3 separate regions of the Homo sapiens genome follow, and regions 1 and 2 are each linked to region 3. The links are chromatin loops, found by intact Hi-C in ENCODE. Cell type or tissue: PC-3. All regions are shown on one strand.

Region 1 (8,000 bases), 150 kb after region 3:
GAATAATTTTTGCTCTATAGTGATGCAAATTATTTCTAAAGTAGAAAAGATAACCCCAAAGATAGCAGTTTATTGCCCTGTAATAGTTTTGTATCTAATTAGCAATCATATTTCTCCATTTATTTTTGCTTTCACTGACTATATATATACACACATTAAATTCTCTTATCATCATTTGAAATAGCTTTGCCATCTTTTTCTTTTCTTTTTTTTTTTTCTCCCTGTAACAGGGTCTCACTGTTGGCTAGGCTGGAGTGTCAGTGGCACAATCATGGCTTACTGCAGCCTTGAACTCCTGGGGTCAAGTGATCCTCCCACTACAGCTCCCTGAGTAGCTGAAACCATATGTGTGTGCCACCATGCCCGACTAATTTTTGTATTTTTTGTACAGACAGGGTCTCGCCATGTTGTCCAAGCTGGTCTCGTACTCCTGGGCTCAAGCGATCCTCCCACCTTGGCCTCTTAAAGTGCTTGGATTACAGGTATAAGCTGCCAGCCCAGCCTCCCCATCATTTTAATGAGTTAAAATAAAACTTTGATACATGTTCACTATGTATTTGTATAGGAATTCTCTTTTTAAATTTTGAAAATAATACTTTTGACAGTGAGAAGAGAATCTTTAGGAATTATGCTGCATATTTTATAATGTATTTCACTTTGGTATCACTTTATGAGACTTCATCAAAAATTTTATATTACTTTTTAAATGTTAGACTGCGATTTATTTTTCAAAATAACACTATGCTGGCATTGGTCATGAAGTAATTCAGTTATAGTAGAGCTTCTCTAGTGATATCAAGTGTGTTTTGTTTTGAAGTCCACTTCCTTACAGACCATGAGATGAGAAGGAAAAAGTGCCAGATAATTTCTAACTACTACAAAGAAATGAGCTTTTCCCTTCCTTCTCTCAGAATTGGTTGCTCAAACATATAGCTCTTTCATGACCCCTTTTTATTACCATAGTTCTCCCTATTGCTTGTGGTTTCTGATACCGACAGTCTAGATTTTATGGATCAAGGCTGTCCCCCTTGCTGTCCTTTTCATTTATATCATCCTTTCATGTGAAAAATATGTATTGAGCACAGTACATGTGCCAGACATTGTTCTAAGTACTGGGGACTATGCAGTGATCTATACAGGCAATAATTCCTGTCCCATCCTCCTGCAGATTATATACTACTGGGGGAGACATGTAATAAACAAACAAATACAGTATGTTAGATAATAATTAGATGTTGGCAAAAAATGTTTTTAAAGGGAAGGAGGCTAGAATGTGCTAACACAAAGGAGGAGGAGGTTTATAGTAATATTAAACGCAGGGGCCTCTGGGAATGTGACATTAAAACTGTTGGAGTTAAATAATTTTTGGAGTTGGGGAACTAGCAAAGCAGAGATCTGGAGGAGGAGCATTTCAGTTAGAGAACATGGCAAGTATACAAAGGACTTGAGGCTGGAGCATGCCTGGTGCATTTGTGGGTTAGCAAGGAGGCCATCATGTGGCATGAGCAAAGGAGAGAGAGGCAGGACAGAAGGTTGGAGACAAATAGGGTGGAGAAACAGCTCGTGCTGTCAGGTCTTGTCAGCCATTTTAACTATTTAGCTTTTGAACTGAAATTTTGAGTGAAATGGACAACTTTTGGAGGACTTTAGAGGAGCAACTACATAATCTCATGTTAGAAAAGGTGCACTTTTGCTGCAGTAACGAGAGTTGACTGGAATGGGGACAATGATGAAAGCAAGGAGGCTTATTAAGAAGCTATCTCAGTAATTCAGGTCAAAAACATTGGCAGCTTGGACCACAGTCGAAGTGGTAATGAGAAGTGGTTAGCGGCTGAATACATATTGAAAGTTGAGCCAACAAAGTTTGCTATGGATTCAATGTAGAGTCTGCAAGTGAAAAGAAGACATGAATTGACTCTGCTTTTTGGCTTAATTAGAAGGATATAGAGCATTTTTATTTGCTGAGCCAGGAGACATGCAGGAGAAGCAGATTGAAGGTAAGATCAGGAGCTCCACTCTGGACGTGATAAATATGAACCATCCAGTGGAGATGTCCAATAGGCAATTGGCATTTGAGACTGGAGTCCAGGTGAGGAGTCTTTGCTAGAAATATAATCTTGGGAGTTATGAGGACAAAGATGGTACTAAAAGCCATGAGAGGAGATGAGCTCAATAAGGGGGTATGGATAGAGAAGAGGTCCAAAGACTGAGTTCTGAGGCACTCCAGTATTTTGAAATCAGTAAGATGAAAAAGAACCAGAAAAAAACTACAAAGGAATGGCTAATCGTAGAGAAGGAAACCCAGGAGAGTTAGGAATCCTGGAAGTCAAAAGAATCAAGCACTTCAAGAAGTAGGGAGTGAGCTGGGCATGGTGGCCCACGCCTGTTATCCCAACACTTTGGGAAGCTGAGGTGGGCGGATCACGAGGTCAGGAATTCAAGACCAGCCTGGCCAATATGGTGAAACCCCATCTTTACTAAAAATACAAAAATTAGCCAGGCATGGTGGTGCACGCCTGTTGTCCCAGCTACTAGGGAGGCTGAGGTAGAAGAATCCTTTGAACCCAGGAGGCGGAAGTTGCAGGGAGCTGAGATCGTGCCACTGCATTCCAACCTGGGTGACAGAGTGAGACTCTGTCTCAAAAAAAAAAAAAAAGAAGAAGTAGGGAGTGATCAACTAGGAGCATAGGTCAAATATGATAAACACTGAGAACTGAACATTAGGTTTAGCAGTGGATGTCTCTGGTGGTCTTGATGAGAGCAGAATTGGAGTGGTGGAGGTGAAATCCTGACAGGAGTGAGTTTAATGGAGAATGACAGGGAAGGAATTGGGGACAGTGTAGATTGATACTTCTTTTTAAGGGATTTACTCTAAAAGAGAGCAAGGGAATGGGTCAGTGGAGGGCAATATGGGATCAAGATAGGGTTTTTATTTATAAGGATGGTAGGAAATAGCAGTTATGCAAATGCAGGTCTGTAGTAGGAGATGAGTTGGGTTTAGCCAGGATGGGGGTTGACACGTGAGTACCCTGGAGCAAAAGAAAGACAAGTAAGATGAGGACATAATGATGATGAGCTCTGGAATCTGAGCTAGGTAAGGAGGGAGTAAGTGTTTGGGGGCCTTGTAACAGATAGTGAAAAGGTGGTATGATCAATAGCTTGCAGGTGTGTCCAAGCACTGTTGAATTTAAAGAACTTTTGGGAGTTGGGGAGATAAGCTGGAAAGCCAGCAGATGATGACTGAGAAGGTGCTGCTGTGGATGGTAACAAGTCTAGGCTATACACCTGGGAGTGGACAGCTGAGGCACAGGAGGACCAGGTCACTGGAGGACTGAAAGGCTAGGTGGATAGGAGGATGCAGCTATTTGGCCAGCATGTGCCTTGCTGCCTTACTGAGGTGTTCACAGCTGGTGTCTGTTCTACCTATCAGTGCCTTTGCTCACTTGTTAAATATTGTGACTATCATTCCTGAGCAACAAAGAATCAAAGTATCATCACTGTGGACCTTGGCATTCCCAAGAATGGTGACAAGAGGGTTTGGGGAGTGTGATGGTGGAAGAGAGCTAATATCTTGAGACAGAGGGCCTGTCACGTCTGCACATCAAACTGCCAGGCAGCGGGGAGGTAGTGGGGCTAAGCCTCTGCCGTCCCCAGCCCTGAGCCCCTGGGGTGTTCCTGAAGGGTGAGGGCAGGGCTATAGGGGCAGGAGAAACCAAGGAGAAGGGTTTCTGGGGAGGAGAAGAGGCCTGAAAATAGCAGAGTCAGAAACAAATTTCACCAGCTTCACAGTCCAGCCTTAGACCAACCCAAGCAGCTTGATGGGTCTGTAAACTAAGCTACATCTTGTGGCCGTTAGGATGCCTACTTCATACCTGGGTAGAATGCATTCCAGAATCCTCAGTGTGGCCGTGAGTCAGACAGATATCATAAGCCAACCACAGCCCAGTGAAAACAACATGTTTTCTTCTGCTTTTGTGATTATCTCCTTGTTGTTTTGTGATTATCTCCTTGATTTATTCCTTCCCTCCTTTTTTCCTCCTGCCCCCTTATCAGTCAGAGCTAGGATAAGCAATATCAAAAAGTTGTCAAGGTTCTTCTGGTCCTGCTTTCCTTTATGATAACAATTGTGCCCTGGAACCATTTTCAGGCAGGCACAGCTCCCTGCTGGGGGAAACAATCCGGAGCTCAGGCAAGTAGGAAAACTTCCCTACTGTGTGAAAGCGCTCACCGCAGACCAGGCTCTGCCACCTCCTGTTCACCTTGAGGTGGCTTCCCCAGTCCCTGCAGCTTCCCTGCCCAGCACAAAGCAGCCTTGCCGGAGACTGTGGCTTTCACCACACAGTGACTCAGCTCCCCTGGGGATGATGGCAGGACTGTCTGCACAATCAGCCACAGTGGCACCAAATAACTCATGTTGAGGAAGCTAGTCAGTTCTACCGAGGCCTCTCATCCCGAGAATCCATGGCCACTGCCCCCAAGGCATATGGTGCTTGCCTTCCCCCAACCGTCTACAACCCAAACATCTATCCTGGGTTATTCTCTCATCTTCCGCAGCTTTATGCTCCCTCCTGAGTCCTCCCACTCTCAGACTCTCTCTCCAAGCTCTTTACTCTTTCCACCATTCCCTCAGAGAATAAACACTTCAACGTTTTCCTCTTTGCAGTATCCTTCCATCACCATTTGTTGAAGCCTACCTTTGCCTGAAGGTACACCATCTCTTGCTTCTCTTTCCATTGGAGGTTGCAATTTCCCCTGCATGCCCCTAGACCAGAGGCACAGGTTGGGCTCAGGAATCACCCAGCTCCACGGTGCTGCTTTTCCACTGCGTGTAATTCTGGGATATGTAAACATATACGTGGATGAACATCCAACACACTAATCACAGCTTTAATTATTTGACCTCAAGTCTCAAAGCTGAGCTAGTTATAGTCTGGAACTGTATGACATCAAAAAATACCACTCCTAGCTTTCTCACTACATCTGTTCTCAGAGGGATCACCGGGACCAGGATTTCTTCTTTTCCTCCTAATTCAGTGATTGTCCAACTTTAGCAGGTATCAGGATCACCTGGAAGGCTTGTTAAGGCAGATTGCGGAATCCCTGCTCCCAGAATTTCTGGTTTGATAAGCCTGGAGTAGAGCTCAAGAGTTTGCAATTCTAACAAGTTCCCAGGTGATATTGATACTGCCAGTTTGAGGACTACACTTCGAGAAGCACTGTTCTAGTGTATGTGCCCAATATTTTTCAAACTTGTCTTCATGTTAGAATTACCTGGAAGGCTTTAAAGAGTATTGACATCTGTGCCCGTGCCCTTCTCCTAGGGATTGTGATTTAATTCACCTGGGATGTGGCTTGGGCTTTGGAACTTTTAAAAGATCCCCAGATTATTCTACATACAGGTAAGTTTGGGAACTGCTGCTGTCACCGTCTAGCCTCCCTTCCTTACCTGCCCACCTTGAAGGGTGTGGTGAATTACCTGAACTACACCTCTCACCTTGTGTCAGCCTCGCTCCTTCCCCCAGGAAACCTCGGATCTGTGTCAACTTATCTTCTCATTGCTCCTAAGTGCTAGACATCAAGCATGGCTGGAGAAAACCTCATAGCCATCTCATTCTGTGCCTAATCCCAGCTGTGCTTATTTATGGGTCTTTTAACTTATCCTTGGTTTCTCTTTTCTCTCCTTCACTGATAATTCCAAAACTTCACCATTCTAATTCACCCTTTTGAACTCTTCAGCTGACCTCATCTCCTACTTCAGCAAGTAACGTTGGTCCCATCAAGTGTGATTTCTTTCTATATTTTACTCCATCCAAATAACTAGTTTATCTGTAGCCACACCCTTGCTTCCCTCTTATCCCTTCATCTCAGAGAATGAGGTGTTCCTGTTTCAGGTCAATGCCTCCATTCCGCCACCCACATCACTGCACTCAGCATGATTAATGGCATGTATACAGTTGTTCTCAATACTCACGAGGTGGGGTATTGGTTCTGGAGACCACCCCTGCCTCCCAACCACCAATACCAAAATCTGCAGATGCTCAAGTCCCTGATGGAAACTGACTTAAAATTTGCATATAATCTATGCACATCCTCCAACGACTTTAAATAATCTCTAGATTACTTATAATACCTAATGCAAAGTAAATCTTATGTAAATAGTTGTTATATTTTCTTTTCAAAATTTGTATTTTTAAAATTGTTGTCATTTATTTATTTAATATATATTTTTGATCCCTGTCTGGGAACCCACAGATAGGAAGGGCCACAGTACCTTCAGCCATCCGCTCTTGCTGGCTCTGCATGCTCTCCTGCAACCCTCAGCCTCACTAGACTCTAACTCTCCCCCTTTTCCTATCACCCTCTCATATACATGACAGCATCATTTCTCAGTTCTTGCTGCCCACTGATGGCTGATTCAGAAGGAGGAGTAAATCCTTCCAGATGCCTCTTTTAAAGGCTTTTTAATTTGGTATTCAGAATTAAGATCTTTCTCTCTCTCTTTCTTGCCATGTAAAAAGGGGACTCTGCTCATGCTGTCAACAGCTCACTTCTATTTATTTCTGGAACCCAGCTTCTTTGCTCAGTATGCTAGGCACTAATGAGAAAGTTGCCTCAGTAGCATAAAGCATTATATTAGTGATGCTTTTGCTTCCAACACGTATTTACCACTCAACAAAGGCAGGCACATAGCTCTTGTCAGAACAATGAAAAAGCAACAAATCCAGCAACCCTTTGGGAAACCAGTTGTCTGGGGATTTGAGGGTCTCCCATCCACATGGTGACAGCTCCAGCAAAGGCAGGAAAGAAAATCACACATACACACATAAAGGAAAATGACAAAAACACAAACAGGAAACAGAGTACAAGAAGGAACAAGGCAGAGAGAAGAGTGTCTGTGTAGTTTTGTCTGCTCAACTAATACAGTTTAATAAAATTTTGTATAGGAATTGTGCTCACATTATTAGTACTGTGGCCCACCTGTCAGATTAGATCTCCAGTTCTAGGTGATATGTAGTGGATTTCTTCCACTGTGGCTTTGAGAACATTAACATTAGTTTAAAACAGAGTGCTACCATTGCTTCTTTTTAAAAACATTTCAACTTTTATTTTAGATACAGAGGATACATGTGCAGATTTGCTGCATGGGAATGTTGTGTGACGCTGAGGTTTGGAGTACGAATCCCATCACTGCTGTTGCTTCTATTCAAAATACAAAGTAGGGCTTGGTGCGGTGGCTCACGCCTATAATCCCAGCACTTTGGGAGGCTGAGATGGGCAGATCACTTGAGCCCAGGAGTTAGAGACCAGCCTGACCAACATGATGAAACCCCATCTCTACCAAAAATACAAAAAAAAAAAAAATTGCTGTGTGTGGTGGCACACCTGTAAGTCCCAGTTCCTCAGGAGGCTGAGGCCAGAGGATGGGTTGAGCCCAGGAGGTGAAGGTTACAGGAGGTGAAGGTTACAGGAGCCGAGATTGCACCACTGCAATCCAGCCTGGGTAACAGAGCCAGACCCTGTCTCAAAAAACAAAAACAAAATACAAAGTATGTCAGGAGGAATAATTGAGGTAGCTTAGGTATTAATTTTCCTCATAGTATATTTAATAGTAAATATATTCATATAAAATTATATATTATACATATTATAATATTAAATATTGTATTTATATAAAATTTCTTATTTTGACATAATATAGAAACAGTATCAAAAGCATGATGCATAAAAGAAATAATAAATTGGACCTTATCAAAGTTAAAAGACTTTTGTGCTTCAAAGGACACCATTAAGAAAATGAAAGGATGGACCATAGACTGAGAGAAAACATTTTCAAATCATAATCTGATACAGAACTTGTATTCAGAATATATAAAGAACTCTTACAACTCAATAATTTAAAAAAAACCTTTTTTAAGTGGGCAAGAGATATGAACAGACATTTCATCAAAAAAGATATAGGAATGGAAGTAAAAGCATGAAAATATGTTCAATATCATCAG
Region 2 (8,000 bases), 110 kb after region 3:
AACGGGGGTGGGTGGTAATGGCAATATAGTTATAAGGGCAGGAGGTCTCACAGGTTTACATTTCAGAGCCTAGAAATGAACTTTTATTAACTCTCTTTCTTTTAAGAAATAGATTTGTGAAATTGGAGTCCCTTTCTTTGTGAAATCTCCTAGCATGCAAGAAAACATGAAAACACAAAGGCCACTTAGGAACCTAGAGGAAGCAGAGTCCTTGGTGGGAGAGGCTGTATACCGATGGAATGAATAAGAACAATCTTTCCTCCTGACCTAATCTAATTTGCTCCGAGCATGACCAAAGCAGCAGAGACCAACACACTCTTGCTCCAGGTATTAGGGACAGAGTTTGAGTGCATACAGTTTGTGTGTATCTGGCCCTTTAGGAGGGTGGAGGACACGTTGGTGGTTATAAGAGTATCTTTGGCACCCACAGCTTCTATAGGCTGTTTAGAAGTAGAAGACACCTATGCCCTTAGCCACTAATGACCTCTGTGGCTATCAGGCAGAGTGGCCTACGTTTGTCCAGTGCCGAGTGTGGTTCCTACGGGAGAAAGTTCCTGTGTAGATGAGCTTCTTTATTCCTGAAAAGCTTTAGAGCACTCAGCTCAAAGGGAATTGCTAAAGCCTCAAGGAACACTTTCCCATTCCTATTTTGCAGTGTCTGAGAACAAAGAGATATCTCACATCTAGAATAGTATGAATGAGGGTGGAACTCAAATTCGCAAGGGGTTCTAGGGCCAAACGAACATCAGTGTCTCCAGAGGCCTCACATTACTTGAGACTGGCCTGTGTGCTACAATCTCAACCCAACCAATTATATTCCCAGACTACCATAGGGGCCATATGTTTTTAAATGGGCTAAAGTTATTAGAAAACCATTATCTCATGATTAATGACAGCAAAAAGAAAAAAAAAAGCCAAGGGCTAAAAACAACTTATTTTCGGAGAATGAACCCTTGGGTAACAAAGACTAGGTGGGACAGGCAAAATAAGCCTGTTCAAGGGGGTTCTGGGCCCGGCACTCATTTGTTATTGGTGATAGTGGAAGCTGGCACAACTACTCTGGAAAGCCGTCTGGTCCTGTTTATCAAGGGACCCAAATATGTTCTCAGTCATTGTTTTAGTGATGCCACTCCATGACTTTAACCAAAACAAACCCACAATGTGGACAAAGAAGAATTATCAAGGTGTTAAGAAATAGCCTAAATATCAATAATTCAACCTATTAAGTAAAACAGAAACTCCACATGATAAAATTTTAAAACAATGAATACAAGAAATTTAAACGGGCCAGGTGCAGTGGCTCATGTCTGTAATCCCAGCACTTTGGGAAGCCAAGGAGGGAGGAACACTTGTGTCCAGGAGTTTGAGACCAGCCTGGGCAACAGAGCGAGACATATTCTCTACAATAAAAGTCAAAAGTTAGCCAGGCATGGTGATGCACACCTGTGGTCCCATCTACTTGGAAGGCTGAGGTGGGAGGATAGCTTGAGCCCAGGAGAGTGAGGCTATAGTGAGCCATAATCATGCTACTGTACTCTAGCCTGGGTGACAGAGTGAGAGTCTGTCTCGGAAAAAAGAAAAAAATGTTTAAATGATGAAAAAATGCATTTTATATTCTCTTTTTACTTAACTTTATTTTAAAATTAATAAATATTGTTACTTTAAAAAGTAACTTAAAATAAGGTTATTTTATTATAAAGTAAAAAGAATGTAAAATGCATTGTCATTTAAATTTTAAAGTAAAAAATATAAAATATTATATATAGTGTGAACTCAACAATTTTCTAATATACATATTTACATATGTTTTTTCTAATATATATTTTCTATGTCTTAATATATTTTTCTAATATATATGCACTAACATGTATTATATACATAATATAAGTTGTATTATATAACACATTTTCTAGTATAATTATACATAGTATCTTTCTGATACATAAAGACTGGAAGAAAATACATCAAAATCTAAACAATATATTTCCTCTGTTCAACAGAATAACAAAAGTGGCAGAAATTGCTAGATATACCCCAACATCTGCTCTCGTCTTCTTCCATGGTTTTAATAGAATTCTAAGCTAAGCACCTACATATCAATAATAGCTACTTTCCCCAACCTCCCTTGCTGCTAGGTATGCAGTCATGTGACAAAATTCAATGGTACAGCATCAAAAGTGGTATGTGTAACTTCTGGGTCAGGGCCTCCCCTTCCAACTTCTTCCATCCTGCCGGTTATAGCAGAGCCTTTGTGACAAGCCACCTTAGACAATGAAAGCAAGAGAAACCTCATAGGAATGATAGAAAAACAGGATAGAAGGAGCCTGGCTCCCTGCATGATCTTGTGGAGCACAGCTACCTTACCAGTCCTGGGCCATCCACGTCCGGATTGTTACATTAAAAAGAAGTAACTTCTAACTTATGTTAGCCACTGTGAAATCAGGCCACTGTTACATGCAGTTCAACTAACAATTTAATTAACAGATGGAGCCATTTTTATTTTTTCTTTCAAATTTTCAATAATTTCCACATTTTTCAATAATCAGTATGAATTACTTTGATGATCAGAAAAAAACTAAGTTAAGTTTTGTTTACTAATGTTAAGAAAATTAAATATAGAATAAAGTTTGGGAAACATGTATCTTCTTTCCACATATGAGAGGAAAAACGAAATCTATAGTTTAAAAAGTTCTGCTTTAAAATCTGATTGAGGCATATTCTAAGCAGTAAAACTTTAGTCAATGCATTATAATTATTCATTTCAGAGGATACCCGACTTTTTTTTTTTTGAGACAGAGTCTTGCTCTGTCACCCACGCTAGAATGCAGTGGTGTGAACGTGGCTCACTGCAGCCTCAATTTCCTGGGCTCAAGCAATCCTCCTGCATCAGCCTCCCAAGTAGTAGCTGGGACCACAGGTGTGCACCACAACGCCCAGCTAATTTTTTTTATTTTCTGTAGAGACAGGGTGTCTCTACGTTGCCCAAGCTGGTCTCAAACTCAGGGGTCAAGCAATCCTTCTGCCTCAACCTCCTAAAGTGCTGAGATTACAGGCGTAAGCCAAATACACCCAGCCAGACTGTTTTTTTTTTTTTTTTTTGAGACAGAGTCTCGCTCTGTCACCCAGGCTGGAGTGCAGTGGCACAATCTTGGCTAACTGCAACCTCCTCCTCACGGGTTCACGCCATTCTCCTGCCTCAGCTTCCCAAGTAGCTGGGAGTACAGGCGCCCACCACCACGCCCGGCTAATTTTTTGTATTTTTAGTAGAGAAGGGGTTTCACCGTTAGCCAGGATGGTCTTGATCTCCTGACCTCGTGATCCGCCCCACCTCAGCCTTCCAAAGTGCTGGGATTACAGGCGTGAGCCACTGTGCCTGGCCCCAGGCTTCTTAAAGTGAATTTAGAAACAGTCTTAAAAACAGATTTGTGTGTACACTCATACCTTTAATTTAAGGGTGCTATTGGTTCTTCACATGGAATCATACTGGATTTCTCCTACAGTAATTCCACTAGCCCAAGAATTTGGTTTTATTTTCCCCTGGAGTAGTAATAGATTTGGCAGAGCTCACATAACCTCCCTGGTCTCCTTTGTATCCCACAGGCCTGCATTACAAGATGACTGTCCAAGATAAAGGAGTCGTACCTAGTCCATAAAACAGAGAAAAGATATCTTGCTTACTTGGGAATCAGATCTGAAACAATGGCCTCATTAAAACTAGCCTCTAACCAGATTAGAATAATATGCTGAGATCATTTAAACCTGCAATAATGTTCATCAGCAGCATTTGGTGCCTTTTAGAGGATCATTAAAACCTTGTGCATAGGCACACAAGACACTCCACAAGGTTGACCTTAGAGACTTACATGAAGTCATATATCAGAGAAAGAAACTATTTTTCCCCTTTTTCCCAAGAGAATGCCAAATGATCCTTTTCTCCCTTGTGAACCACAATATCCAACACTAATATGGCTAACCTATATTCAATAACAAAGGCAGGATGCCAGGGTTTCTTCACTTCCCTCTCAGAATGACTGTGCCAGTGCATTCTTGAGAAACCCCTTCACTCTCTCCTGCAGTAGGCAAATTGAAGCTAATAGTCAAAGCTCTGAATTCTCAGTTTCTCTCCCCCTCTTGCTTTTGCAGGAACATAAGCAAGCCAACTCAACAGGCCTAATTACCATGGTAACAACATGCACCGTGATTATGAGTGTGTTTGTTTTTTAAAATGACTCACAGATTGTTCCCCCAGAAGCCCCAGACACACAGGTTTCTGGCTGGTTTATAAAATCCATCTGAAGTTTTCTTGCAAATATCTTGTGCCTAGTATCATAACTGGTGTGATGAAGAGAGACTCATCAAATCAAATATGCCTTTCTCCTTAAGGATGAAGAAAAACCCATTTTATTCCTTAAACACTCCAAGATTAATCAATTTAAACTTCAGGTTTATAATGAAATTAATTTGAGTTTGTACACTGGAGATAATTAATCTGTTCCTAATTTAAATAATTAAGGTATTTCATAATGTGATTTTAGAGACCCAAATGAAATAATCAGGTGAAATAAACTGTAGTGAAAACTATAAAATAAAACAGCCTAAATCTGTGGGTACATGACCACATGTAAAGTGTTATAAAAGAATAGATGTCAGTCTTAATACCAAGATGTTTTTAAACAAATCTACAAAACAACAGCATCTATTTTTAAAATGCAAACATGAAAGAGTCCAGACATTTGGAGAACAGTGCACTGCTTCCACTCATCTATTCAATAAATATCATTTTAGACCTTCTATGTACTAAGCACCATTGTTTATAACTGGAACATCACAATAGGGCTTAGGGAAGACTATTTTCTCATGGGAGGCAAAGGCCATGGGCATGGCTCAGCGCGTTATCTTCTCTTAGGAAGCTCCTTTGCTTCACAAGGCACCATTCTGGGTAAGGCTGTCAGTGAGAGGGAACATTACCTAATGATTATACCAGGCCTGCAGTTCAGAGTCCTAACATCGGCATCACAGTGGACTCCCTCAAACAACAACAAAAAATAAAACATATATATGCTAGTAATTTTGATATGTTGATTTCTTCTGTGTGAAGTGGAAATAAACCCTATTTTAAAAGAAATGTAAGTGGAATTTATATAAATCTATTTCGCTTAAATCCCTCGATGCTAACATATAATACATTACACACACACACACACACACACACAAAATAGTCATTTAAAATTATTGTATCCAAATAGCTACTGCACTGTAACCAAGAATATATTTTTTCTCTAGAGTTTGAAGGGAAAACCAGAGAGTTTCAATCCATATAGGCTAGGTTATACTGTGGCAACAACTCAAAAACTCTCTGGCTTATTTGAGCAAAGCTTATCTCTCACTTTCTCTCCATGTCCACTGCGGTTTAGCAGAGATGCTCTTTGTGTTGTCTTGACAGTATGACCCAGGCTTAAGAGTGCAGAGAACACTTCTATCCTTCAACCACTGCACTCACCTGCCGGTTCTTATGGCTTCTTCCAGGAAGTGATGCACCTCACTTCTGTTCACTTCACTGGCCAAGGCAAGGCATGTGGCCACACCTAACCAAAGCAGACTGGGAAGTGGAAGCCTATCCTGAGCTGGAAAGGAAAACTGGAGATATTGATGGCTAAGCACATGGATTCCTGAACAAACAGCACAAACCCAGACTATTACTTCATGAAGTCAAAACGACATCCGACAATAATAGGCTTCCTTAGGGGATGCCTTATTCCAAGGTCTGAGCACCTATGATTAATGTTGGGCCATAACAATCACTTCTGCAGAATTTGGTGCAAATCCCTTGGATAGAATAAAAGATACTCTACTGCAGATTTGTGATAACAATAAGTTATACTAATAATATATTTATTTTGAATAATTACACTACAATTCAGGCACCTTGCTAAATAAACATTTCACATTTATTATGTATTTTTCTCCTGTCAGTTTTGTGAAGTAGATATTATCTTATTTCCCATTATAGATGAAGAAACTGAGGCATAGAAAGCTTAAGCAATTTGCCCAAGTAATTCTGACTCTAAACCAATGTCCTTTAACTGCTACACTCTCCTACATGTTATCTTTGAATGTTACTTTTCTACACTTCAGTATTTTATGATTATTTTAAGATGAATAAGAAAAGACTAGTTGGACCTTTTTTTTTTTGCCTAGGAATTTTCACCTCTACTTAAATTTTTCTTATTTTAATTTTAAAAGACATAGAACTGTTTAATATCAACTTTTTTCCAAAGAAAAAATAAAAATGTCAATGAAATGCCTTAATGCCTATACACAGCAATGTTCCCTAAACACAACCGTCATTCATGAGGTTTAAAAAAACGGCAAAGGACCAATTTAATTCTCCCAAATAAAGCCTTTAAAATGAAAGTGAGGGTTTCGGTTTAAATTTTTTCACAATTTTTCTTATATGGTTCTAACATAGATCAGATAAATACTCTCCTTAAACAGAGCTCTGTTGGCAAAGTCTAGAATTAACTTACTTTCCTGTTTAAAAATGCAAATCTAAGAGTAGGAAGCACTCCATCATTTATTTTAAAAAGTACTCCTACCATTAATGCTTAGTCTGTTATGATGAACATGCACAGAAATACACCTTAGAGACAAGTAGTCAAAACACTGTAATAACAGCAATTCCACTGAAATTTCCCTTTTTCACTATTGCTGCCTCATGTGCATAGCCTCTGAAATATAATGCCAAAGTAGGAAGCAGCAACCATAAAGAGAATGCGACAGTAATGGAACTGTATATGCTGCCTCCGGAGCTGGAAAGTGGAAACTATTTTCTAAATAACTCATAATCAGAAATTCCAGAGATGATCCATTCTTCTTTACAGGTACTGTAATCAACAAAATACCTACCTCTCTAGAGAAAACAAGGTTTTCATTTAAGTCTGACAGATACTATACACAGAATGCTTGGCGTCTCTAGCTCATTACTTGGCCCAGGGTAGATTTTTATATAGACCAAATTGATTTAAATGACCAGTCAGGAAAATGCAATTTAATTATATATATATTTTACAATGCAGAAATGCAGGGCTGGTTGTCTAAATTAAATGCCATTCTTATTGCTTTATAGGACCTGATGTATTTCCTTCTGGAATATTTTGTTTAGAAGGTTATTCTTTACTTTGCCTAGCTTTCTCCAGTCTGTGTTTTTCGCCAGGATTCTTCCTCTGGCCTACCTAGATCATTGCTAACAACAAAAACAAGTTGTTTTTTTTTTCTTAATATTTTCTTTTAGGTTCAGGGGTACACGTGCAGGTTTGTTATATAGCCAAAAACAAGGCTTTTGTTCGTGTTTTTCTCAAAGGGAAATGCATGGAAACTTTGTTCAATTCAATGTTGTATGATATTGCTCAGTTATTTAACCTTTTTAGTCTGGATATCTTCACTTATAAAATGGGAATAATAATAGTGGCCAACTCTATTGACTGCCTACCCACTAACCCCCTCTTCCTTGCTAATAGAACCAGACCCTTTTGCTGGGGTCTGATGACTTTGTTCTTCAGCGAGCCTGGGCTGCTCCATGGCCTCGGGAGGAAACTCTTAAATTAGCCAATCACAGTGGTTCTGTCTGCCTACTTACTCATACATATAGCATGTGAGTTGTGAGTGGAAATTCCACTGGACACAGATTTTCTGTGACTTTAAAAAGAGCCGCGGCAGGGCAAGGTAGCTCAGGCCTGTAATCCCAGCACTTTGGGAGGCCGAGGTGGGTGGATCTATTGTGCTCAGGAGTTCAAGACCAGTCTGGGTAACACGGTGAAACCCCATCTTTACTCAAATACAAAAATTAGCTGGGCATGGTGGCACACACTTGTGGTCCCAGCTACTCAGGAGGCTGAGGTGAAAGGATCAGCCTCCCACCTGCAGGCTGAGGCTGCAATGAGTCATGATCATGCCACTGCACCCCAGCCTGGGTGACAGACCGAGGCCCTGTTTCAACAAAC
Region 3 (8,000 bases):
CAAATTCTAAGCCTGAGAGAAAAAGTGCATGAGAAAGAAAGGGAGGAATATAGCTGCTAGCAGACAAGACATATACTTCCCAGCTCCACCACTGTGACTCTTTTAATTCAAAGAGATTTTTCAATTTTCCAGTGAGATTCTGGCCTCAATTCCTGTCCTAGGCTCAGAAAAAGCACAATAGTTTCTTTATACATCTTTTCTTTTAAAAAGCTCCCTGGAAAATATTGTAAATATGCTACTATATTGAGGTTTGATAATAAAGGGAAAAATTTTGCTCTTTATACCCATTTCTACTTGAACACCTTGTTTCTCTTTATTTCTCATGTTTGCTGGGTCATTCCTACTTTAGCGTTGGCGAGTAAGAGCAGCAGCCTCCTGGGAATTTAGTGCTCGGTATCTAATATTCAGTGCTGGGTGTGGGTGTTAGCAAATGCTAGGGAAAAGAAATCTCTGTCATCCTTCCCTTTCCAGCTGTAATCACGTAGAGTTTCCCTAGTGGCATTGGTGGAACCTGAGACCTGACCTCATTGGTCCCACTAATGACTAGGTAGGAATAAATAATTTAGATTGTTAATGAGGGTTTGAGCTATTTCCCCAATGAGCCCAACTTTCCGGCAGCCTCAGACTTTAGAGCTCAGTGGAGTATGTTTCTAAAGCTGCTGCCATTTTCACACCCTTTCCTCACAGTTAGGAAATAGTTGGAATTTGGTTTTTAAAAAAAGTATGGATCTCCTGGAGATGGGCAGTCTTTGATAGCACCCTGGGAAGTAAAGTCTGTCCTAGGCTGTTCATTCATTCCAGGCATTGCTAAGGGAAGTAATACAAAACAGACCACACATGGGAACCTAATTTCTGATTTGAACTTCTTTTCCACACAATTTATAAGTTAAATCACCGTCAATCTGTGATGAATCCATTATGATCTCCTTTTTCAGGAGTTGTGCCTAAATTTGGGGGTACTTCTGACATGCCAAGGAATGAGTGGTAGTTAGCAGATCACTTCCACGTCCTTGTAGACCCACATTGGTGTCCCCTGGGCCATTCTCATCTCTATCCACTCTTTGGTTCTTGGTGCACAGGTTTACAGGTTCTCTGTGTCAGGGCTGTACTGCTCTTAGTCATACAGGAAACTCCCACTGCTCCCACACTATCCAAGTGACAAGAGCTCCATCGCCTCAGGAGCCCGGGGGACACTGATCCTCTGCCACAGTGTGGCCTGTGAAGCTGGGCAGCTCAGCCTCATCTGCTTACCTAAAGGATGGCAAACATGGACCCACCTCTCTGCACTGCAGCATGCTTTCAACACATGAACTTCTGGAGGATGTTCAAACCACAGCAACTCCTTTTGGGGATCTCATAGACCAATGGTTCTCAGTGCTGGTCCCTTGAGTGGCAGCAACAGCATCACCTGAAACTTGTTAGAATTGCACATTCTCCAGCCCCAGCCCAGGCTTACTGAATCTGAAGCCATAGGGTTGGGCCAGCAATCTGTGTTTTAACAAGCCCTACAGGTGACTCTGATGTGCTCAAGATTGAGAACAGCTGTCGCAGAGAACTTTGTGGGTTTCATTGTGCTGACTTCTACACACGAATTCCTAACTTGGGCCCATTCCTGGGCCACTGCTCTGTCCTTCCTCCCTTCAGGACCATTCATTTGTTTCTGCTCAACCCCTGAGACCTTAGCAACAGCCCAGGCAGACCCCTGCTTCTGCAGCCTGCACAGCAGGATCCCCCGAGAGGCAGCCTTCATTTGGAACAATTTCTTTCCCACTCCTGTTTCCCAACCTTTCGGGCATTGAGTTGACTAAATTCGGAGTAAGAAATAGGCCAAATCCTCTGTTCCACAAAAACTAATTACCTTCTCTGTCCTCCTCGGTCCTACTCTGTGAGGTGGGGGAGTTCTTTTCCTTCCTTTCTCAAGCACATTCCTCTGTGTTGTCCATGGCCCTCTCCACTGGGCAGGTGGCCCCGAGACGTTGGGACAAGCTCATGTCCCAAGATAGTTTTCTGGCTCCTCTGACAATCTCTGGCCCTAGAGAGAGAAGCATAGGAACATTGAAGCTGGCCAGCTTTCATCAGCCACTGATGCTGCAGCATAAGCATCACAGTTTTCCCTTGGGGGTGTGTACCTCTACTCTTGATTTATGCTCTTTCCTTTGGTTATTTTAGCTTTTCCAGGGATTTTCCATGCCTTCCTCTTTCTCCCTGCCTAAACATGAGTATAAACCCACTTGTTCAATCCCCACCTCTCAGAGAAGCTCCAATTTTGCATTTCTTGGGCTAGCCCCATTCTCTACCTCACAGCCAACATGGCTAAAAGTCAATATTTCACCCTCCACAATAAACCCCCTTGTTCTCTTGCATTTCCCTTGATCCTTTCCCAGCCTAGTGAGTTCCCATCACCCTTTGAATCTCAGTTTTGACTTCAACCATGTGCAGGTTTCCCTGACTTTTCCCCACATCCAACCAAGCCTGGGCACTGTCCACTGTGCACCTTCAGTAGCTTTTTAATGTGGGCCTCTGCAGAGCTCCTCCCCAGCTGGGGCAGGATCCCAAGGGTCTGTCTCTCATTCACTTTGCACCTTCCAGCCTAACATAGATGCTCATGTCAAACCAGTATCGTAGCAGCCTAGAAAGATCATCCCTTTTCCTAGTGGACTACCTTATAGCTGCAGAGCTGCCATGTCCAAACATACTGAAAGAGGTATAAACACACTTCCAGTCACCCCTAACAAAGCTGGAAGCCCAGAGCGGGCCCAACATTTTGTACTAAGTCACCAGGGCAATGGCTACACTCACATCCTATTCACAATTGGCCTCCTCGATGACATTCACCATCTTATGAGGCTGAGAACCCTAACCAGCTATTTACTATTTCATCACACTGAAGACCATAACTTTACTAGTCCAGAGACTCTTGCCCTGGAAGAGCCAAGTTGCAAATCTTTATGCTTCATGGGAGAACTTTCTGGAAAGTCTCAAGTCATCAACAGACAGTTTACATTCCTAGATTCACATTCCCTTGATGTGTCCACCAATCCTAAACTATTATGTCACAATCCTTACCCAATTCTAATCCAACCTCCCTCTCCTACATTAAAAGATCTCCCTTAAACCAGACGTCAGAGTCTTCATAAATAAGACCCTGTTTTCCTCCTATTGAGACTTCCTTATGGTGGAAACTATGCACTCAGCTTTGCCTTATTATCAAGTAATTTGGGGATCCAGCATGCAGCAGGGCATTGCTTACCTAGGCCTTTCCTGCTTACCTAAGGGATTATTACTTTGCATTCAAAGGTTTGCGTTCAAAGGGAGTTTTGTTCTCTCAGCGTCTTCTACAGTGAAGAAGTTCTACATCTTGACGCAGTAATGCCTATGTACTCGAATGAAAATTCGAACAGCCATGGAGACAATAGCCAAAATGCTTTCTTCTCTAGATCAAAATGACCTTCGGCTTCTGGCTGCAAAGAGCATCTGCAGACGAAAGACGCGATGATGTGGCGCCTTCTGAGAACTGACCAGCAGAGGGCGCTCTTGAGAAAGAAGAACGATGTGCAAGATTGTTCCGGTCAGGGATGGCAAATTCCACACAGGAGGCACCACTTAGCTGTAATTATTGTAAAGAATGGTAAAGGCAAGTGGATTTCCACAGAACATGAACCAGAACAGCCATGGAGTGATAGCGGTGCCAATTGCGGGAAACCTAGCGGAGAACCTTCCCAAAGTGGTATTCAGGCTAGGATTTCAAGCCTCTAGTGGGGTTTGGCCTTTTTACCAAGTCTCCTGAAATAACAGAATTTCCCCCAGTAATTCTGAGCCCTGTGGCCTTTAGGACATGCCATCTTGAAGTCGTTCTGAGCTACTTACTCTGGTGTTTCTGAGAAATTATTCTGAAACAGAAGGTCACTCTAAGCCAGAATTGGCAAACTTTTTCTGTAGAAGGCCAGATAATAGATATTTTCACTTTTGTAGGCCATACAGTATCTATGACAATCTTGCAAATAGAAGAACTATTTGGCTGAGTAGCTGGAACTGCAGACGTGCCATTTCACTTGGCTCTGAGTTATCTCATTCTGATTCTGTGGGAACTCAGTGCCTTTCCTTGTCTTTGAGCTATTTTGTAACTGTAAATTGTAGATAACTGATAGCAATGGAACAGAATTCTTGTTTTAGACATGCAACTGAATCCTGTCTAGTGGAAGCTCAACTGACTTGTCTGCCCTTCAGTAAAGAAGCCAGTTTTGCATCCATTTGGAAATTCATTTCAGTATTCCTGATCTTTAAATGTCTCTTTTTAAATTTTTGCTTTGACCAATTGTAACATCACCCTGGTTTCCAAATCTGTTTTAGAAAGCTGTCTTGCGGCATGAACCTTGTAGCTTAAAAGCAGGCACAGAAAACATGAAACTAATGGGTGTGACTGTATTCTAATGAAAATTTATAGACACTGAAATTTGAATTTCCTATAATTTTCATGTCACAAAATATTTTTAAACAATTTTCCATGATTAAAACAGTAAAACCATTATTAGCTAATAGGCCATCTAAAAACCAGCCAAATTTGGCCCATAGGCTGTGGTTTGCCAGTTCCTGCTCTGAGCCAACCCTCGGCACAACTTCTCAACTCCATCTGTAATGCCCATGTCTCTCTGAGAGAATACCTTTATAAATTCTTCTTCCTAGACCGTCTAGAAATAGTTATCCACCAAGAAAGATGAAGGAACCAAAACATCTCTTTCAGGTCCTACCATGTCTATTACTAAGCAAAGTGCTGTTAAAAATTCTGACTGAGTTAAGGGGTTTAATAAAAACACATGATTCTCAAGGGTCAAAATGACTGCCCTTTCTGGTGTGAATACTAACTGCATCATGCGTTTCTTGCCAACGAGGAGTCCCTTTGCTGACTTCGCACCAGATTAAGGGAGAGCGTGAAGGTGGAGCTGGATCTTCTGAGGTTTGGGCCCTCAAAACAACCTTACCGGTTGAGATTCTGGACATGGGACTTAACTCTCTAGCTTCTGTTTCCTATTCTGTAATGTGAGGGGATATTATTATCTGATAAGGCTTTTGGGAGGGTGTTAAGAGCCAAAACACGGTAGGCACTAAATTGATGTTAGCTTTTATTACCCAACAGATAGAGATAAGCCCTAAGAAATGCCATGTCTTTCTGTGAGAAAAGAGGTGCTCTTTAGTGTTAGTGATGGGATGTAATAGGAATGGATTGTAAGATCTTGGAGAACAGGATACAAACTAAGTTCTTCTTTTTTCTGAATTACTTAGCTTAACTCAGTGCCTGGCACCTGAAGTGGTCTCAAAAGTAAGGAAAAACCGGTACTTCAATAGAAAACAATGCATTGTTTATAGTATTACTCTTCCAAGTTATCTAATTCTTTTTTTCTTTCTCTTTTTTGTTTTTAGAAACAGGGTCTTGCTATGTTTCCCAGGCTGGACTGGGCTCAAGCGATCCTCCCGCCTCAGCCCGATCTTCCTGCCTCAGCCTTCTGAGTAGCTGGGACTACAGGCATGAGCCTCAGCACTTGACTCGGAATTATCTAATTCTGATTCTGTGGGAGCTCAGTGCCTTTCCTTGCCTTTGAGCTATTTCGTAACTGTAAATTGTAGATAACTGATAGCAATGCAAAAGAATCCTTGTTTTAGACATGCAACTGAATCATGTCTAGTGGAGGCCTAACTGACTTGTCTCCTCCTTTGTGAAAGAGGCCAATTTTGCACCCATTTGCAAATTCATTTCAGTATTCCTGATCTTTAAATCTCTTTTATTTATTTTTGCTTTGGCCACTGGTAACATCTGCCTTGTTTCCTTATTAATAATGAGTTAGAGAAAATCTTTGACGTGTTCATTTAATACCTATGTGAGAGTCATGATTTCGCTTTTGTTTTTGTGGAAAATTGTCTTTCAATATGCTGTTTAATTATGAAATTGAATTCAGGAACGTTTTCCTAGAAAACATTCGAACGTGGTCCTAGGGAATGACCTAAAACACTTCTATGCTGCCTTTTTGAATCATCTCCTCTTTCCATTTACGGTCTACTCATGACTCTGCCACTACATTTCTATATAATTTTGAATGGCACTTCAACTTTCCCATCTGGAAAGTAGGGAGTGGAACTCAAAGGCATTCTATAAGACAGCAGTTCTCAAACTTCATGGTCTAGGGACTTCTACACTTTTGAAAATTATTGAGGACCTCCTAAAATTATCAGGGCTTTGGCTTATGTGGGTTGTAGCTCTTGTTATTTGCCATATTAGAATTAAAACTGAGAAAATTTAAAAAATATGTATTTATGAGGCTGGGCATGGTGGCTCACGCCTGTAATCCCAGCACTTTGGGAAGCTGGGGTGGGTGGATCACAAGGTCAGGAGTTCGAGACCAGCCTGGCCAACATGGCGAAACCCTGTCTCTACTAAAAAAATTCAAAATAAGCTGGGCATGGTGGCCTGTGCCTGTAATCCCAGTTATTCAGGAGGCTAAGGCAGAATTGCTTGAACCCGGGAGGCAGAGGTTGCATTGAGCTGAGATCATGCCACTGCACTCCAGCCTGGGCAACAGAGCAAGACTCCATCTCAAAAAAAAATGTATTAATTCATTGAAAATAACAATAACAAGCCCATTACATGGTAACATAAATAACATATTCTTATGACAAATAACTATATTTTTCAAAACAAGAAAATATACAGTGGGAACAGTGGCATTGTTTTACATTTCTGCAAATTGCTTTATTGTCTGGCTTAAGAGAAGACAGATTCTTGTATGTGCATTTGCATTCAATTTGTTGTGACGTCAATATGTAGCCTCTAAAATATCCAATTATGTTCATGAAAGAAGGCAAGTAAAAAAGGCAAATAACATCATAATAATATTATGAAAATAGTTTTGACCTTGCAGATTCCCTGAAAGCGGCTCAAGTCCCCTCAAGAGTTACTGGAACACTCTTTGAGAACTGCTGTTATAAAGTAAACCAAGACAACCTAGAGGTGGGAGTAGTGATTTTTTTATGATGGGCATGCCAGTACATCATGCTGGTCCCTTCTTAGAGTGACAATTGGCTTTCCTAAGCATTCCGGAACAGCCTTTCCTTGGGCGCACACATACGCAAGTGTGTGCATGTGTAGCAGCATCTGTTGATCTGTGCTGGGATTCTGTGTTACAAGCTTGAGTGGGACATCGTATATCCCTGGAGTAGGAACAGGAAGTAGATTGACGGTGGGGGAAGGAGATAAGCTCCATTCTTTTTTCCCAAAGAAGCTCTGAGTGAGTCCCTGAAACTGCATTTGCAAGGGCCTTTGTCCTAGAATTCGTTCTTGATCCTTTTCTCAAATCACGGCTTGGAGAGTGAAGTCTCTGGAAGCTTCTACTCTTACTCAGATGACCCTGCTTCTGACCCTTGGAGGGTCACTGGGCTCTAAGATGACAGAAAAGCAGGTATTGGAAGAGTAGTCAGTAAAGGAAGAGAGTTTTCCTTCCTGAAAGTCCTGAAGAAAAAAAAACACTCTGTGCCTTCCCTGTTAGAATCACTCTTCTTGTTCTTCCTTGCACAGGCTCCTTGATACCAGGAAATATTTTCAGTGCAAGATGAACCTGGAAGCTACTGCTGATACTTTCTAGGTACCAAATGACCACTGTGAAGAAAATGTAAATATTGACATGAGCTCACTGATTTCTTCCTTTTAGAGAAGTAACTCAGAGATTTGAAGTTTATAAATAATCCGCTTATTCTATAAATAAGAACAGACTCAGAGCTTTTATTATCACCTCCCTTTTATGTACTTACATTCCAATTTACACCATAAGATAATGGTTAAGAATTAAATCTTTGGAATCGGGACAAACCTAGGTTTATATCCTTGGTCTGCCACTTCATGGTAATGGGAATTTAGAGAAATGTCAACCGTTCTAAACCCTAAATTCCTCATCTATAAAGTAGGGGTGAGTTACTTTGAGATCCCTGCAAAGCAGAGCCTGAGTCAAGGACCT

The links. Hi-C counts contacts between places; a loop is a spot of excess contacts. Peaks named below come from ENCODE experiments on the same cell type or tissue, not always from the same donor. Only the 100,000 strongest peaks of a DNase experiment are listed, where the experiment ranks them.
Region 1: a loop joins it to region 3, with 7 times the contacts of the local background. A loop is called at or near these places in 13 of 110 quality-filtered maps.
Region 2: it touches region 3 in a loop (5-fold over the local background); 30 of 110 quality-filtered maps call a loop at or near these places.

What each region holds. Positions count from the first base shown.
Region 1 is chr14:51,824,502-51,832,501 of GRCh38, reverse strand. It overlaps LOC101927598 (a long non-coding RNA gene), which reads right to left. Exons shown (of 8, transcript XR_002957605.2): 8 at 7,483-7,517. It also overlaps a transcript of GNG2 not described here. Among named protein-coding and RNA genes, the nearest start is that of GNG2, 32 kb to the left of the region's middle. In PC-3, a CTCF peak has its summit at 4,192; DNase peaks (open chromatin) are centred at 3,891 and 4,341; H3K4me3 peaks cover 1,065 bases; H3K27ac peaks cover 1,475 bases.
Region 2 is chr14:51,869,524-51,877,523 of GRCh38, reverse strand. The region is part of intron 1 of GNG2 (G protein subunit gamma 2); the gene reads right to left. Among named protein-coding and RNA genes, the nearest start is that of GNG2, 13 kb to the right of the region's middle. In PC-3, no CTCF peak of the experiment used is centred here; a DNase peak (open chromatin) is centred at 4,163; H3K4me3 peaks cover 602 bases; H3K27ac peaks cover 2,287 bases.
Region 3 is chr14:51,974,807-51,982,806 of GRCh38, reverse strand. It overlaps LOC105370497 (a long non-coding RNA gene), which reads left to right. Exons shown (of 3, transcript XR_007064166.1): 3 at 1-281. Among named protein-coding and RNA genes, the nearest start is that of RTRAF, 11 kb to the left of the region's middle. In PC-3, CTCF peaks have their summits at 3,303 and 3,515 (motif pointing right); a DNase peak (open chromatin) is centred at 3,546.